2 separate regions of the Homo sapiens genome follow, and region 2 is linked to region 1. Evidence: chromatin loops called from intact Hi-C (ENCODE). Cell type or tissue: heart left ventricle. All regions are shown on one strand.

The links. Peaks named below come from ENCODE experiments on the same cell type or tissue, not always from the same donor. Only the 100,000 strongest peaks of a DNase experiment are listed, where the experiment ranks them.
Region 2: it touches region 1 in a loop (2.6-fold over the local background); 8 of 110 quality-filtered maps call a loop at or near these places.

The regions. Positions count from the first base shown.
Region 1 is chr4:8,046,596-8,054,595 of GRCh38, forward strand. ABLIM2 (actin binding LIM protein family member 2) reads right to left here. Exons shown (of 21, transcript NM_001130083.2): 8 at 7,593-7,651. Among named protein-coding and RNA genes, the nearest start is that of MIR95, 45 kb to the left of the region's middle. RefSeq lists an enhancer at 2,639-3,250. In heart left ventricle, no CTCF peak of the experiment used is centred here; a DNase peak (open chromatin) is centred at 4,256; H3K27ac peaks cover 1,626 bases.
Region 2 is chr4:8,142,286-8,150,285 of GRCh38, forward strand. The region is part of intron 1 of ABLIM2 (actin binding LIM protein family member 2); the gene reads right to left. Among named protein-coding and RNA genes, the nearest start is that of ABLIM2, 13 kb to the right of the region's middle. RefSeq lists an enhancer at 7,866-8,000. In heart left ventricle, no CTCF peak of the experiment used is centred here; a DNase peak (open chromatin) is centred at 3,619; H3K27ac peaks cover 4,149 bases.

The DNA.
Region 1 (8,000 bases):
TTTTCTTGCCACCCCCAACAATTCTGTCCTGCCCATTTCAGGGGCCCATCCATGCAGCGGTGCCTGCAGCCCAGGAGGCACCACAGTGGATGGGCTGATCTGTGTCCACATTCGTAGGTTGAATCCTAACCCCCAGGACCTCAGAATGTGGCTGTATTTGGAGACAGGGTTTTTAAAAGGTCACTAGGATGGGCCCTAATCTGTTATGCCTGGGGTTTCTACGAGCAGGGATCAGGACACAGACACACACAGGGAGTCCATGTGGAGGCACAGGGAGAAGGCAGCATCTACGAGCCAACGAGGGAGAAACCACCCCAGCTAACCCCGTGATCTTGGCCTTTTGGGCTCCAGAGCTGTGGGAAGGTGGGTTTCTGCTGTGCAGGCCACCCAGGCCGGGTGCCTTTATCGGGGAAGCCCCAGCTGCCTGACTCAGGCTGGGCATCGTGCAGCGGCTGGCGTGGGTGACAGTCAGCACCTCCTACACTCAGCGCACACCAGCGAGGATGGGCAACATCAGCGCCGGATGTGGGGCCACGTGCAGCAGCAGGAGGACAACCCTGTGCGGCATGTGGGTGGCGCCTGGGCAACCCTGAGTGCAAACTTGATTCTGTATCTAGAAAGGAAGGAGAGGAGGGAGTGGGCATGACACTCCACCACCTGTCCGCCACCTCTGCACTCGCCTCCGCTCCACCGGCCCAGGTCCTCTCCATGCCCCGTGTCTCCTTATATCCTAAGCTTGGCAACTGCCGCTGCCACCGCCTCTTCCTCCTCCTCCTCCTCCTCCTCCTCCTCTTTCTCCTCCTCCTCCTCTTCCTCCTCTATGAGGCCTGCCCAGCTTCCTTGGGCTTCCCTCAGCCCTGGTGCAACACACCAGGTGGGCATCAACTCTGGGGTCTGCCTGCCTCCTGGGACCACGGATTTCTGCAGGCTGGCAGGGGCTGGGTCCTCAGTCATGCCCACGATGGCCCAATACCACCTGCTGTTTGCAAAGTAGACAGCTAGTTCTGAGGTATGTGACATAGGATCTGCTGTTCCCACTGTTCCTGGGCCAGGTCGAATGTTTTACTGGCCAAAATGATGGCTGCATACATTTTATATGAATACATTGAAACACCCTTTGAGTCTCAGCATCCTCGTCCATCCCCCGGCAACAGCTCCCTGAACGGGCTTACCGTTTCTGAGGATTAGATCAGGGATGAGGCACGTGAGGTGCTTAGCACTGAAAAATTCTCCCCACTATTATTTCAGCTCAAGGTGGGCTCAGGAGATGACCTTGACAGAGAACCCTCTCCTCTGCAAAGCAGATGAACATTGGGTGTTTTAGAAGAAAGATTCTCTGAAGCCGAGCACACCAACAGCAGCACAGGAAAGTCTCCCAGGCTCCCGAGGAATGTTTCACAGCCTCCAACTGTGCCTTGGTACATATGGGAGGGAGGGAGCGTTGGCTGGTTTCAGCACGGGGCCAGGGGCCAGGTTTGCTCTCTGCATGTTTGAGGGGGTCTAGGCGGGGCAGCCAGGTCATTGTCCTCATTCCCTTCTCTGGGCTCAGTCCCCAGCTCTGCGATGGGTGGGGATGAGTCAGAAGGGAGCTGAGTAGGCCTGATTTTCCCCAGTGGGAGGAGGCTGGAGCTTTTTCTGACTTTCTCCCTACCCAACTCCAATCGCACAAAGGTGCTTGGCAATGGAACTCAATATCCATATGTTCTCCCAGGCCCCAGTACAAGCGCCTTGTTCAGACCCACAGAAATGGAAGGGCTGGGAGCTCACCTGGCTCCAATCCCCACCGGCTTTGCCTGGCCCCAGGGAGGCAGCTGTCCTTCAACAGTCACTGGGGAGGCCTGCCATTACGGTCACATGGTCTGACCCCTCTCATCTCCATGTGAAAGCTGAGGGGCTGAGGCTCAGAGAGGGCTAGTGACTTGCACCAGGTCACACAGCTGGGAGGAGGCAGAGCAGAACTCCAATGCCAAGCCTCGCTCTACCGCCCTTGGCCACCGTGGAGAATTGCCGGGACCGTCTCGCTCCCATTCAGCCGGAACGGCCCCGCGTTTGGTCTCCACAAGCCTGTTTCCTCGTTCCTCAATGGCCCCAACAGTCTCCAGCTTCCTCCTGGACTCCCACCCACAGTAGCCACCACTGAGGCCTCAGTCTTAACTTTTCCAAAGGAGACCCACCTTGGAAACCCACAACCTACAGGACCAGCCCGGCCAGTCCAGGCTCCCTCCACTGAAGTCACCCAGCCCCTGGCCAGAGCAGGGACCCCTCTGAGCTGAGCTGTCCCTGTGGCCACCTTCACCGTTCTCGGGGCTTACCTTGGGCTACCCACAGGCACAGGGCCACCCCCTTCTCACCCCAAGGTCCTGAAACCCACATTCAGTCCCCTGAAGATCACTGGTTCCTCAGACACACCACCCAGAGCCAGAACCAGACTGGACCATCAGCCGCAGCTCCAGGAAGCCGCCTGTGACCACTGCCAGCTGGGCCCGGGCCCCTCTCGGTCACGGCGCCTCTGAGCATCCTGCACATCGGAGGCTGCCCATCCACGTTTGTCTCCCCCACCAGACAGGGGGCTCCTTGTGGGCAGGGACCCCTCAGGTCTTATTCACCTCTATGTTCACAGTGCTCAATCCCAGAGCACACACAGTAGGTGCTTCGTGGCTTGTGTGTTGAGTGACCATATGATCAAACGCCTGAGGCGGGGGCATTTGCACTGGGGACAGGGCAGCTAGGACCACATCCTTCTCACCTCCGCTGAGCACCCTGGCCAGATGCCAGGGACGTCTGACATGCTGTCTGTAAACCAAAAATTAAATGCTGGGGCTCCCCAGCCATCTCAATGGACTCTATCCACTTGGCCAGGGCATGCCAAAGTTAACCTGAAAGACTGGTTCAGGCCATGATGGGAAGCGGGGGTCAGACATGCCTCACTATGCCCGCCTCCCTTTGGAATTCAGGAAAAGCTCACCAGCATTTAACATCAACGCAGACCTTAAGTCTGATGAGAAACATTTACAGTCTATTCTCTCTGAAGCCTGCTACCTGGCAGCTTCATTTGCATGACAAAACCTTACACTCCACAGAGACATTCCTTTCTACAGATATTAACTCTTTCAACCAACTGCCAATCAGAACATTTTATTTTATTTTTTTTGAGACAGGGTCTCACTCTGTTGCCCAGGCTGGAGTGCAGTGCCATGATCTTGACTCACTGCAACCTCTGCCTCCCGTCTCAAGCGATTCTCGTGCCTCAGCCACCTGAATAGATGAGATTACAGGCAAGTGCCACCATGCCTGGCTAAGTTTTGTATTTTTGGTAGAGAGCGGGTTTCACCATGTTGGCCAGGCTGGTCTCGAACTCCTGACCTCAAATGATCCACCAACCTCAGCCTCCCAAGGTGCTAGGATTACAGGTGTGAGCCACTGCGCACGGCCAGTCAGAATGTTTTAAAATCTACCTATAACTTGGAAGCTCCTGCTTTGAGTTGTCCCACTTTCTCGACCAAACCAATGTCAATCTTACATGTATTCTGATTGATGTCTCGTGTCTTCCTGACATGTATAAAATCAAGCTGCACCCCAACACCTTGGGCGCCTGTTCTCAGGGTCACATGAGGGCTGTGTCATGGTCACTCATATTTGACTCAGAATGAATCTCTTCCAGTATTTTACAGTTTCACTCTTTCCGTGGACAGGTCCTTGTCCTGGGAGAGCTCCCATCCCCATGGTGCAGAAGGGGCAGCCATGCGATCAGGGCCACCTTCCAGGCTGCAGAGAATAGTGAGTGCTCCCTCCTCCCTACTGCAACCTTTCCTGGGGCCAGGTGCTCAGGGGTTGGCCTCTTGCTGAAGAGCAACCCTGAGGCAGGGATGGACTGGCTCCTGTGAGGGTCCTGGAGTCCCCCAGGAGCTGGCACAGAGGGGCTAGGACCGGGAGTCATTTCTCCTCTTGACTAGCAGGTAGCACTGAGAAGCTACTTCCACCTGGGTGTCGGGTTTCCAAAAACAAGTGAGGTTGATGCTGCCGGGAGCCGGCCAGGTCTGCCTGCCTTCTGCATATTCTCTCCTTAACTGGCTTGCACCTGACGGAACAAAACAGAGCAGGAGGGCTCTCCCTCCCACCCCCAGGCCAGGAAGCGCCAGGCCCTCCGGACAGTTAGCTCCAAGGGGACCGAGATGTGTATGAGAACCATTAGGCCGGGAGCCACGCCAGTCCCTGGACTCGGCGCTAAGAGGCCAGCCGCTCTCAGCCTGCGCCGCCTCCTCCCTGTGTTGGCCAGAGGCCAACTAGCCCTCTGTTAAAAATAACTGCTTCAAAAGCAACTTCAAACAGAGCCCAGGAAACAAGGACGCCTGCACAGGCCCCCGAGCACAAGGACTCCTTCCTCCTCTGCTGGCAGCATCCGGTGGTTAAGTGACCCCTGCCCGCTAGGCCAGTGACCCGGAGGTCAGCACGGGCTGGCATCAGTGGGGACAGTGAAGCTGTTGCTGCCGCCTGGCCAGTCAGGCCTCCTGCAGGTCTCATGGCCGCTCCACAGTAGGGGTCAGAACCCGGGAGCTGTCGCCAGCCACCCCCCACCCCGCCCTTGCGGGGACCTGGCTGTGGCCGCGGAGCTCCCTTTTCTAGCCCTGGTCGGTTTCAGTGTGGTAGGAGTTATTAAGAAATTATTTTAGGGGCCGGGCGTGGTAGCTCACGCCTGTAATCCCAGCACTTTGGGAGGCCGAGGCGGGCGGATCCCGAGGTCAAGAGATTGAGACCATCCTGGTCAACATAATGAAACCCTGTCTCTACTAAAAAAAAAAGAAAATACAAAAATTAGCTGGACGTGGTGGTGCGTGGCTGTAGTCCCAGCTACTTGGGAGGCTGCGGCTGAAGAATAGCTTGAATCTGGGAAGCAGAGGTTGCAGTGAGCTGAGATCACGCCACTGGCCACTGCACTCCAGCCTGAAGACAGAGCGAGATTCCATCTCAAAAAAAAAAAAAAAAAGAAAAGAAAAGAAATTATTTTAGGCAGATAGAAAGGAAAAGGGGTCCTTGGGCAGTTTTCGTTTTCAAAGCAGCTCTTAGAACCAGGCAGGCACCGTTTGATATGCAAATGCAGGCCACTAGAAACTGGGTCCACCCAAACATGGCGATTCCTGTGGCCTTCTTGCCCTTGCCCCACATGTCCCTGGCACCATGGCCACCCCCACATATCCACATGTATGTGGAACATCAGGGCGCCCTGCATTTGCATATTAAAAGACTAGGGTGGGAGGGCCAGCTTTTCCATGGGCTATGTGAATGACACGCCTGGTCAAACCAATCGCCTAAGCCCTATGCAAATCAGACACTGCCACCTCGAGCCCGTGTATATACCTGACTGGTATCCACCCCACTTGGGGTTCCCTGTCTTGGCTTTGGAGCCCCCCCTCCCTCTTTCTCTCTACCAGGGAGCTTCTTCCTTCTGCCTTTCTTCTTTCTTGCCTATTAAACTCTCCGCTCTTTAAGACTACACCACGTGTGTCCGCGTTGTTTTTTCTAATTCTACTAGAGATGAAGACCCTGGTGTTTCTCCACTCATCGGAGCCACATCATCAGGAGACAGGGTGGTGTTCCCATGCACACATGCAAGCCACAGTGTGGTCTGGTGGCCTTGGCGTGAGAGGCTCCCTCACTCAGGTCCCTTCCACAGGCCTTTGGTGGGCATGGAAGGATCTCACAAATGGTGCGGGCCCTGTGGTCACTTCGGAGTCACACACTGTGGCTTGCTGAGGGAAGGGCTGCTGCCTTGCTCATCCCTGAGACCCAGCGCAGCCTCAGGGTAGCTTGTAGAATGAATCATGGACTGCAGCAGCTATTTGAGAGGACAACAAAATTCACAATGTGCCAGCTAGCTGCTGCGATCCTGGCCAAGCTCACAGCGGGATTTCATCGCGTGACTCTTCTGCCACTGTGGAAGGCAGAAAAGGGCAGACTTCCCCTGGGACCCCCTCCCCTGCCAAAAGCAGAGCTGCTAGGAGAGCATCAGGGACACAGGTGGGAAGCCAGGGCCCCTGCCTGCCCCCGTGCAGGCCTCCAGCCCTGCCTGCTCTGCTGGCCAGCAGGGGAGCTGGCCTTCCAGGAAGGGTCCAGATGCTGGGCATCCTGCAGCTTCGCTCAGACGGGCCTGCATCGGAATGCTGTCCTGAACCCCATCAGACACTCTGAATGCCCCACTTTGTTCCCTGCAGGCACAGCTGCTCAAACAAGAGCCCAGACTTGCCGCTACAGGACATCAGAGTCACTCAGGACCCCCAAGGTAGCCTGCTTGGTGGAATGGATGAGGTCTACGGGATACCCCACATTCGAGAGTAAGTGGGAGGCCAGGGGTTGCTGAGATCCGCAGCAGGATGAGGACATGGCCTGGCCTGTGGGCCTTAGGGGTGTCCTCAGGTCCTGGACCACCAGCCAGATGGGGCCATAGACCACCCTTGGGTCACAGACCACCAGCCAGATGGGGACTGCCCCAAATCACTAAGCTAAAGGGAAAAGTCCAGCTGGAAACTGCTTGGGGCCAACCTGCCTCCCATTCTATTCAAAGTCACCCCTCTGCTCACTGAGATAAGTGCAGATCTGATTGCCTCCTTTCAGAACTCAAAAGAATGCAATCACTTGTCTCCTATCTACCCATGACCTGGAAGCCCCCTCCACGCTTTGAGTCATCCTGCCTTTGCTTCAAGTTTTCCCGCCTTTCCAGACTGAACCAATGTTCATCTTGCATATGTTGATTGATGTCTCATGTCTGCCTAAAATGTATAAAACCAAACTGTGCTCTGACCACCTTGCACACATATCACCAGGACCTCCTGAGGCTGTGTCACGGGTGCACATCCTTAATCTTGGCAAAATAAACTTTCTAAATTAACTGAGACCTGTCTGGGATTTTCGGGGTTCACAGACATGAGGGGGGTCTTGGGGACTGTTTGGGCCCCCTAACACTGTAGTTGTTCTCAAATTTTCACAGCCATTGGAGTTCACCAAATGAGAGAAAAGCTCAGCAGGCCAGTCCACAAAGGCTCTTAGATGCCTCTTTGCTATGTACACTCCAAAATTTGTGTGTTGGAAACTTGGTGTCCTTTGTGACAGTGTTGGAGGTGGGGCGTTTGGGAAGTGACTGTTCATGAGGGCTCTGCCTTCCTGAATGGACTGATGCCATTACTGTGGGAGTGGGTTAGTTATCTCGGGAGTTTGGCCCCTTTTTCCTCTTTGTTCATGAGTTCCCGCCTTCTCTCCCCGTCCTGCCACGGGACGGCTCTCATCAGATGCCGCACCCTGCTCCTGGATTTCCCCACCTCCAGAACCATGAGCTGAATTAACTTCTTTTTACGTAGATTACCTTGCCTGTGGTATTCTGTGATATCAACAGAAAACAAAGATGCCCTTGTTCCATCTGTATTATTGCTCACCAGTCTACTTGTTTACCCTCCCCACCTCCTAAGCCTGGCTGCCCCCATCCTGCAGCCCGTGGGACTGGACAATGAGCCTGTAGAATCTGGTCAGTGTCCTCTTAACTGTACAAAGATGGTGCAGGAGCAGTGAAGGGTACATCAGAGACACCAGTGAATGCCACCAACCTTGTTTCTGTCTTCAGTTCTGGCTGCTTGTCGACACGCCGGATGCCAGATGGAGGAACCTGTTGACAAATTCCCAAGAGGGAAATGATTAGAGTTATTTCCCATGTTGCAGGGGCCTGTGTGGAAACGCAGAGGAGGGAGCTGGTCCATGCACAGACGTGCACTCGGACTCCACCCTCCAAGCGGCCCTGAGCATCCTCTCTGTGCTGGAGTTAGTGCCGGGCAGGGGGTACCCAGATCACAGTCCCCGCCCCTCAGGGGCTCACAGCCCAGTTGTGGGACGGAGGCAGCAAACAAACAGGGAAATGGCTGCTGTGCACTAACTGCTCCCACAGGAGGAGGCATAGGGTCTTGAGGAACCTGGGGGGCAGCTGGAAGATTCTTCTCTGAGGAGGGGGTATTTGAAGG
Region 2 (8,000 bases), 96 kb after region 1:
GTCTCTCCTGCTGCCCGCACTGCCCGAGGGCATGGACTCTGCCTCACCTCACTGCCCCAACATCACCCCTGGGGCCAGCACCGAGGTGCAGCCCAGGGGGTGCACTGGCAGACTGCATTACGATGACTCTCCACCTTCGGGCACAGAGGGCACATGTCCTGGTCACCCGGCTTCCCCATTGCCCTCCCTGGCCCAGGAGTTAAAGAGCCACTAGCTTGAACAAGATGCTGCTAAGCCTCAAAACAAGTGCCCACCCCAGCCCTCTGCTGCTCTTGAGTGAAATTATGACAAGGGCTGTGGGTGTGCTGCATGGGCTCACTGGGGTCAGCTGCTGAATGGTGCATGGTGGGCGCTGGCATCCTTGATGTGTGCTCGCAGCCACGAGGTGGGCACAGAGGGGGACCAGGGCTCCTGAATCAGCGGCCTTGCCCTTGATGGCCCTCACTCTTCCCCTGCACGGTTGGACAAAGGTGCCACTTCCTGCAATTGTGCAGCACCAATTGTCCCCTCTCTGGACCCTGCCCTCCCCAAGGACAACACCATCCCTTTCTGGTCAACGAGCCCTCAATGAGAACATCAGCCTGGCCCGGCCCTTGAGGAACCTCAGGTCTGGGGAAGGTGGGAGGGCGAGGAAGATAGCTCAGTGAATGAGAGAGGAGGCACAGGGACGTGGCCTTGGGACCTGTTCCCTGAACACTCTCAGCCAGCTTCCCTCCCCTCTGCAGGCCCCCTCTTCCCATCTGCAAAGGCCCCAGTCCTCCCTTGACCCTGGCAATACCGGCTCTTGTCCTTCTTCTCCCCTTCCTTCATGGCTAAACGTCTTGAAAAGGGTGTCAGTGTCAACAGTGCCCATACTGGGAGCGGGGGCGAGAGTGGGGGGGGGGGGCGTCTGCAAATGCATCTCCTGGGGCCTGCCCAGCTCTATCACAGCGTCCCAGGCTGAGGCCCAGGCATCTGCCTGTTGTACTGTCAGCGGTCTCCACCCCTCTAAGGAAGGAGCTTCCTTCAGACACTGACTCCCAGGCCCCCAAGGCTGGGTTCCCTACACTGTCACTGAGCACGTACTACCAGCCAGGTGCTATGGGAGGTACCGGAGGACCACGGTGCACAAAAGGCAGATAGCACTGTGGAGCCCTGCACCCTGCACCCTACCCAGGGCCTAAGGTCAGGGCACGGATGAAATTCCTCAAACACATACTCTCCCTCCCATCTCGGGGGCTCTGCACTAGCTGTCCCTGCTGTCAGGTGCCCTTCTCCCACTGCTTTGTCTGGCTAACTCCTACTTGGTTGGATGTCACCTCCTTCAGGAAGCCTGCCAGGATTTCTCTCTCAGGCCAGGTTCACTTTCTCTCTGGCCCCACAGCCTGCCTCCCTGAGAAGTGCTTTCTCATGGAGTGTCATCGCTTACTGCATGCCTTCTTTGTTGGCTGGGTGCTCCTGGAGGGAAGAACTGCCTCCAGTGCCCAGCAAGAGGATCGACATGCTCCAGGGAACATACCACCTCTAGCCTCCCTGCCAAGCCTGTGGATGCTGCTTGGCTGCATGTTAGAGGACACGGCTGCCTGTCAGCCCTGGGGTGGGGCCAGGCCTTTGCAGCAGGCTGGGGGGTCTTCTGTGAGGGGCATCCTTCCTGGTGTTGGTCTCCTCGGGGAGCGGCAGGTCCTCACCGAGGAAACTGGCGCTCGGAGGGGAGGACTTAGGTCCTGGGAGAAACCACCAGCCCCCACCCTGAAAGCTGCCCCTTGGGGACTTCCCAGGTCAATGCCAAGGAGGGGCCGGCTGTAGCCTGATGGTCCTCTTCCTCCCAAGTCCAGAGCAAAGTCCTGCTGGCATCTCCTGCTGGGCCACAGGGGTGCCTGGCAGAGTTGGGGAAAGGGAAGGGATCAAAGCACCCAGCAGAGCCTCAGCGGGGAAGCAGCCCCTGGTGCTCGGCCAGAAATTCCTGGTAAAATCCCAATTTCCAGCAAAATACTCTTTCTAAGTTGTCAACCTCCTAGGAGGCTGTGGGTCACATTTTAAGGAAGAAGAGAGAGAGACAGTTTCTAAGTCCCTTCCAGAATCCGCATCCACCCCCTATGGCAGTGATGACACTGCCCCTTATGCCCCAGGGCCGCCGCTGGGGGACTTGTTCTATTTGAAAGGCAAGGCGTGGAGGAGAATCACAAATACGCAGACAGCACATAAAATGACTCCCGCGCTGAGCTGCGAGAAGGCTTGTGAAAGCCTCGCAGGAAGCTGACCCACATTTAATGCAGATTATGGAGGGAGGGAGGGAGGGCGCCATTCAGCTGAGCACAGGGTCTGGAAGGACACAGCCTGAGCTCCAGTGCCAGCCCAGCGGGTGACGCGGGGCAGGCTTCTCCATGTCACTTTGCCTCTATGTCCCCGCCTGTAAAATGGGGAGTCACAGCTCCCCACCCCACCACCTGGTGTGAAGAGGACTCACAGAGGTGACGCGGCCCACACTCAGCCAGTGTTATGACCCCCGCTATGCTGCTGTTCTCTACCAGCCACCGGGCACCCTTTTATCAAGAAGCGTGAGCTCTTTGGAAAGCATAAAAATGCACCATCCGCAAAAGGGATGTTTTTTATCAGGCGCAGAACTCTTTGTTCCCTATTGGCCTGAGAATTTGAAAGAACCCGTGGGGAGACACGCTCTGGGGAGGCGGCAGCACTGAGTGGGTGTTCTGAGAGGCAGGCATGCCAGTGGGAAGCCCACCTCCCATCTTTACCAGCCGTGTGACCTGGGGCGGGTCGTGCCTCCTGTCTTATCCAAGCACCCTCATCTGCCAACTGGGAGCAGTGACATCACCCCACAGGGCTTTGTGGTGTCGGAGATCAATCTACAGCCTCGCTCCTGTGCCCAGTGTTGCTAGGTGCTCTGTAAATGGCAGGTATTGATTTTTTTTTTTTTTCCAGACAGAGTCTCGCTCTGTCGCCCAGGCTGGAGTGCAGTGGCATGATCTCAGCTCACTGCAATCTTCGCCTCCCAGATTCAAGCAATTCTCCTGCTTCAGCCTCCTGAGTAGCTGGGATTACAGGCACACACCACCACGCCCAGCTAATTTTTGTATTTTTAGTAGAGGCGGGGTTTCTCCATGTTGGCCAGGCTGATCTTGAACTCCTGACCTCAGGTGATCTGCCCACCTCGGCTTCCCAAAGTGCTGGGATTACAGGCATGAGCTACCGCGCCCGGCCAGGTATTGATTTTCATTAGACAAATCAATCACTCCCTTTGGATCCCACTCTGGTGAGCGCCGGGGGTTCCTGAGGTTGCCAGCACACCCAGGATATATTTAGCTCTCTGCTGGAGCCCTGCTGGGTGCTAGCATTCCAGCTGAGGACATGAAATCTCAGGCCAGCTCCTAATTTCTCATTGGCAACCATGGATTTTGCTCCAGAGCAGAACTCCCTCTCTTTTATAACCGTAGACTAAATTATCCCCAGACTACACACTCATACACACACACACACACACACACACACACACACACACACACACACGAGATCCCTGTGCTTGTAACATGTCAATACCGCTCACAGCCCTAGCTCAACAGTGAAAGTCCACCTCTCAAAATAGAGTATCTCAGAGCAAGAGGACCTGGCCAGCCGCCGGGGAGGCTGACAGCTGCTTCCTAATGGAGTGTCCTTGAGAACTAGAATTGAGCAAACCCGCCACTAGCATGTCCTTAAAATGGATCAGCAGTGAAAACATAGAACAGCAAAGCATTAGGAACAAAGGAAAATTGCCCATGATCCTAGCACATTTTTTTTCTGAGATGTTTTTCTGCATCTTTTGCAGACTGTAAGAAATGATGCGTCCTGTATTCTTCGTCTACCACCAGCCTTCACATAGACTTTATTCATGCTTCATAATATTTTTAATGCACAATATTCCATCTTTTATCAGCAGCTGTCAAAGTATGGTCTAGGGCAGTCCTCAGGACCTCACACAGGGTTTGGTGGTCAAAATCCTTTCAATAACAACACGAAGATATGGTTTCCCTTTTCACTCTCAGTCTGTCCTGAGTGTACAATGGAGTTTTGCAGAGGCCGCATGACATGTGACGTCACAACTGATTTAACACAGGGCAGACGTCAGAATCCAGCCGTCACCTACAAAGTCAGATATTAATGAGATTTGCAAAGCTGTAAAGCAGTGCCTCGGCTCGCTAAAAATGCTCTTATGTTAGCGTGCAGAGCAGTCATTGTCCTTTTGCGGTTTAACACATTTTTTATTTTTCAATTTTCATTTATTTATATATATTTTTGGAGACAGGGTCTCACCGTGCCACCCAGGCTGGAGTGCAGTGGTGCAATCATGGCTCACTGCAGCCTCAACCTCCCAGGCTCAAGCGATCCTCCTGCCTCAGCCTCCAGAGTAGCTGGGACTAGGCACATGCCCAGCTAATTTTTTTATTTTTTGTAGAGGCGGGATCTCACTATGTTGCCCAGGCTGGCCTTGAACTCCTGAGCTGAAGTGATCTGTCCACCTTGGCCTCCCAAAGCGCTGGGATTACAGGTGTGAGCCACCATGCCCAGTCAACAAATGTTTTTTTAAATTGTTTTAATTTCGAATACAATAAATATCAAGAAATATAATGCACATAAGCAAAAGCTCTCTGGGGTCCTCAGTAATTGAACCCTGAGGCCCTAGAAGTTTGATAAATGCTGCCATAGATGGACAGGAATTTCCTTAGCCAGTGTTCTGCGGTTGGACATTTACGTTGCAGAGCATGTAACCCCTGCAATCAACGGCTTTTTATTTCTGAAATTCATGTCTGTGTTTCAGAGGCTTTCTTCAGAAGAGATTCCCAGAAGTCGCATTATTCCATCAAAAGGCATGAATGTATTTAAGTCTCCATACATTTCACCTAACTGCTCCTCAAAAGATTAGACCAATTCATATTCTTATCCACAGTCTGTGACAGGATCTAACTCCCGGGACGTTTAAATTTAGCGAGTAACATTTTTTTTATCCTATGAGAAGTCATTCTCACTCTCTCATCCATCCTAGAGACTCCACAGGGAGAAGAAAAGGTATTGACCCGGTAAACAGGATGCACCAAGAGACTACCTGTGCCCGGCTGAGTAATGCCTCCCCCAGAAGATATCCCCATCTAATCGCTAAAACCTGTGACATATATGGTTAAAAGGGGAGGGGTCTTTGCAGATGTGATTTACATAAAGCGTCTAGAGACTGGGAGATGATTCTGGATGCTATGGGCGGGCTCTGAGTGCAATCTCAAGAGTCCTTATGGGGAGGAGGGAGCGGGAGACGACACACACAGGGGAGAAGTAGCATGAAGATGGAGCTGAGGGAGGTTTGAAGACTCTGCCTTGAAGATTGGAGCAACGTGGCCACAAACCTCAGAATCTGGCAGCCACCAAAGCTGCAGGGGTGAGGACTGAGCCTCCCCTGAGCCCCCGAGGGAGCTGCCAGCGCCGTTTAGCCTCGGACACTGACATTGAACTGCTGGCCTCCAGAGCTGGGAGGAAATGCCTTCTCTTGCTTTAAGCCTCCCAGCTTGTGGTCACTGGTGACCGCAGCCCCTAGACACTCACAGGTGGCCTTTGCCCAGCACTCTGGTTGTGCCATCTTCCCTGAGCGAGGCACGGACCTGCACAAAACCCTTTCTTTAATGGGTGAATCGCCCTTTAATCACGAAGTCAGCCCTAGGCCCAATATCCCAGAAGAAGGGGCACGAGTCAGGGCCCAGCTGCAGACCAACCCCAAACTCTGGTGTGGTTCCCTGAGGCCCAGGTGGGCAGGCAACAAGGGATAGTGGCCCGACCTTGCTGGGGGAGAAACCCCTCACCAAAGCCCACCATGCGCACCTTCCCCGGCAGAGAAGGGGTTTGGAGTGGCAGGAGGCAGGGGCAGAGGGAGAAAAGGAAGACGTGGCGGCGGTGCAGCAGAAGCTCTCCTGTGGGGGCCCTGGGCCAGGCAGGTTCTGAAGGGCCCAGTGTGTCTGGAGGGGAGAGGATGAGCTGGTGGATGAGAGGGCTGCAGCTGCAGGTGACCTAAGCAGCACTGTGGGCCTGCGGAGGCCTCCCCACTGGATTCCAGAGGGGGCTCTGGGCCTACAGTGAAGCAGGGCCCACAGGAGGTGAGGGAGCCGCTCAGGACGCGGGGGGGCCATGGCGCACCACAGTTAGGAGTGCGGGTTCTGCAGCTGGCACGGTGCTTCTCAGCCGAATCACCTCGGGAGAGTTACCTAATTCCCTGGGCCTCCGTTTGCTCACCTGTGAAGTGGGAATACTGGTAGTCCCGAGCAAGGAGCTCTGATGTAAGGATTATAGGGTGAAAGCACATCGCGGTGCTGGGTCCACACTGGGGAAGCGCGTAAGCCGTTCCCCCGTGGGCATGCACAGCAGAGTCCTGCTTGCCTGGAAGCAAATGCTACATCCCAAGGTGTCCATTGCCCCAAACCACACAGGAACTCAGAGTCGGAAAGATCCTCTAGGACAAGCCCAACCCCAACAGAGATGAGGAGGCCAAGGCTCAGGGGGTACATGGCCTGGGCTGGTTCCTGGACCCCCACCTCTCCATGAGACCACCCCTATCTCCTCCCAGAGCTGCTGATGTACCAAGAAACCTGGGCTCCGCAGGCACCCGGGAGATCAGGCCACGCCAGGACCCGGGATCTGGAGGCACCAGGGAGAGTCCAGCTGTGCCAAGGCCCAGGGTCCCCAGACACTACGGAGAGTCAGGCCACGCTGAGATCTGGGGTCCCCAGATACCAGGGCAGATCCAGCCAGAGTGTGAAGGGGTCTGTAGGGCTGGGGCCATCTGGAGGCTCCGGGGGAGATCCACTTCCGTGCCTCTTCCAGCTTCTAGGGGCACCCGAGTTTCTTGGTGTGGGGCCCCTCCCTTCATCCTCAGAGCCAGGCGTGGAGACTTCTCTCTCCTCTCTGCTGCCTCCTGCCTCCCGTTAGCGAGAAGCCTCAGGCCCCCTGAAATCCAGAGCAGTCTCCCTGTGGCAAAATCCTTCACATAGTCGCATATGAACAGTCATTTTGCCGCATGAGGTCACATAGTCACAGGGCCTGGGATTAGGACATGGGCACCTTTGAGTCCACTGTTCAGCCCCCCAACACCATCCAAGAGGAGGTATTTCAGAGAGGGCAGGTCCCAGCTCCAGGCTGCAGAGCAGGCAGGAGCAGGCACAAATCTCCACAGGAAACCCCAGCTTGGTCTGTGTCCACAGGTTCAGAGGAAGGAGGGAAGCAGAGGGCCTAGAGATGGGAAGAAAGCTTCACAGAGGCCCTGGAGTCCGGCAGAGCCTTGAAAGGGAGAGGAGGAGGGACTCCAGGGGAGCGGGGGCAGGCAGAAGGCGGCAGGAAGAATGCAAGGCTGTTGGGGGATCAGGGCAAAGACAGCACATAGTAGGTGCTTAATAAATAGTCGTGGAGGGACAGAAGGGACATTCTGGAAGAGCTCTGAGCCCTTGGGAGGCTGTTGACTGCTGGACACAGAGAAGGCCCGGACCTAGGCTGAGACTTCCCCAGCACCTCACACTCAGGACTGGCCCTGCGCCCAGACAGGACGGGGCCTATGGAGTAAGACCCCACACAGCCGGTCCCTCTGTGGGACGATTCAGAGGCTCCCAGTGGGACTGAGTCCCCACTTGCCAGAGTGGTGGCCCCCATCCAAATGCCCCCTCCTGGCTTCCCCTCCCTTCCCCCCTTACCCTCCTCACACCTCCCTCGTGCTTCCTGGGGTCACCTCCTAGGTAAACCACCTGCACCCAAGTTCCCACTGCACCTACTCAGGGAGCCTAAATGGAGAGAGTTGTGGGGCAAAGGGGTTGGAACATCATGAGGGCATTTGAAACTAGGCTGCCAGGTTGAAGGTCTGGATGCTCCTTGGAATTCTTCCTTCTGGGCACTTCGTGTCCAGCTGCAGCATCAACTGATGTCATTTTCCATGTGCGATCCCGGGGACACTGAGGTCTGCAGAAGCAGAGGGTCAGAGAGACAGGCCAGGCTGTCTTATG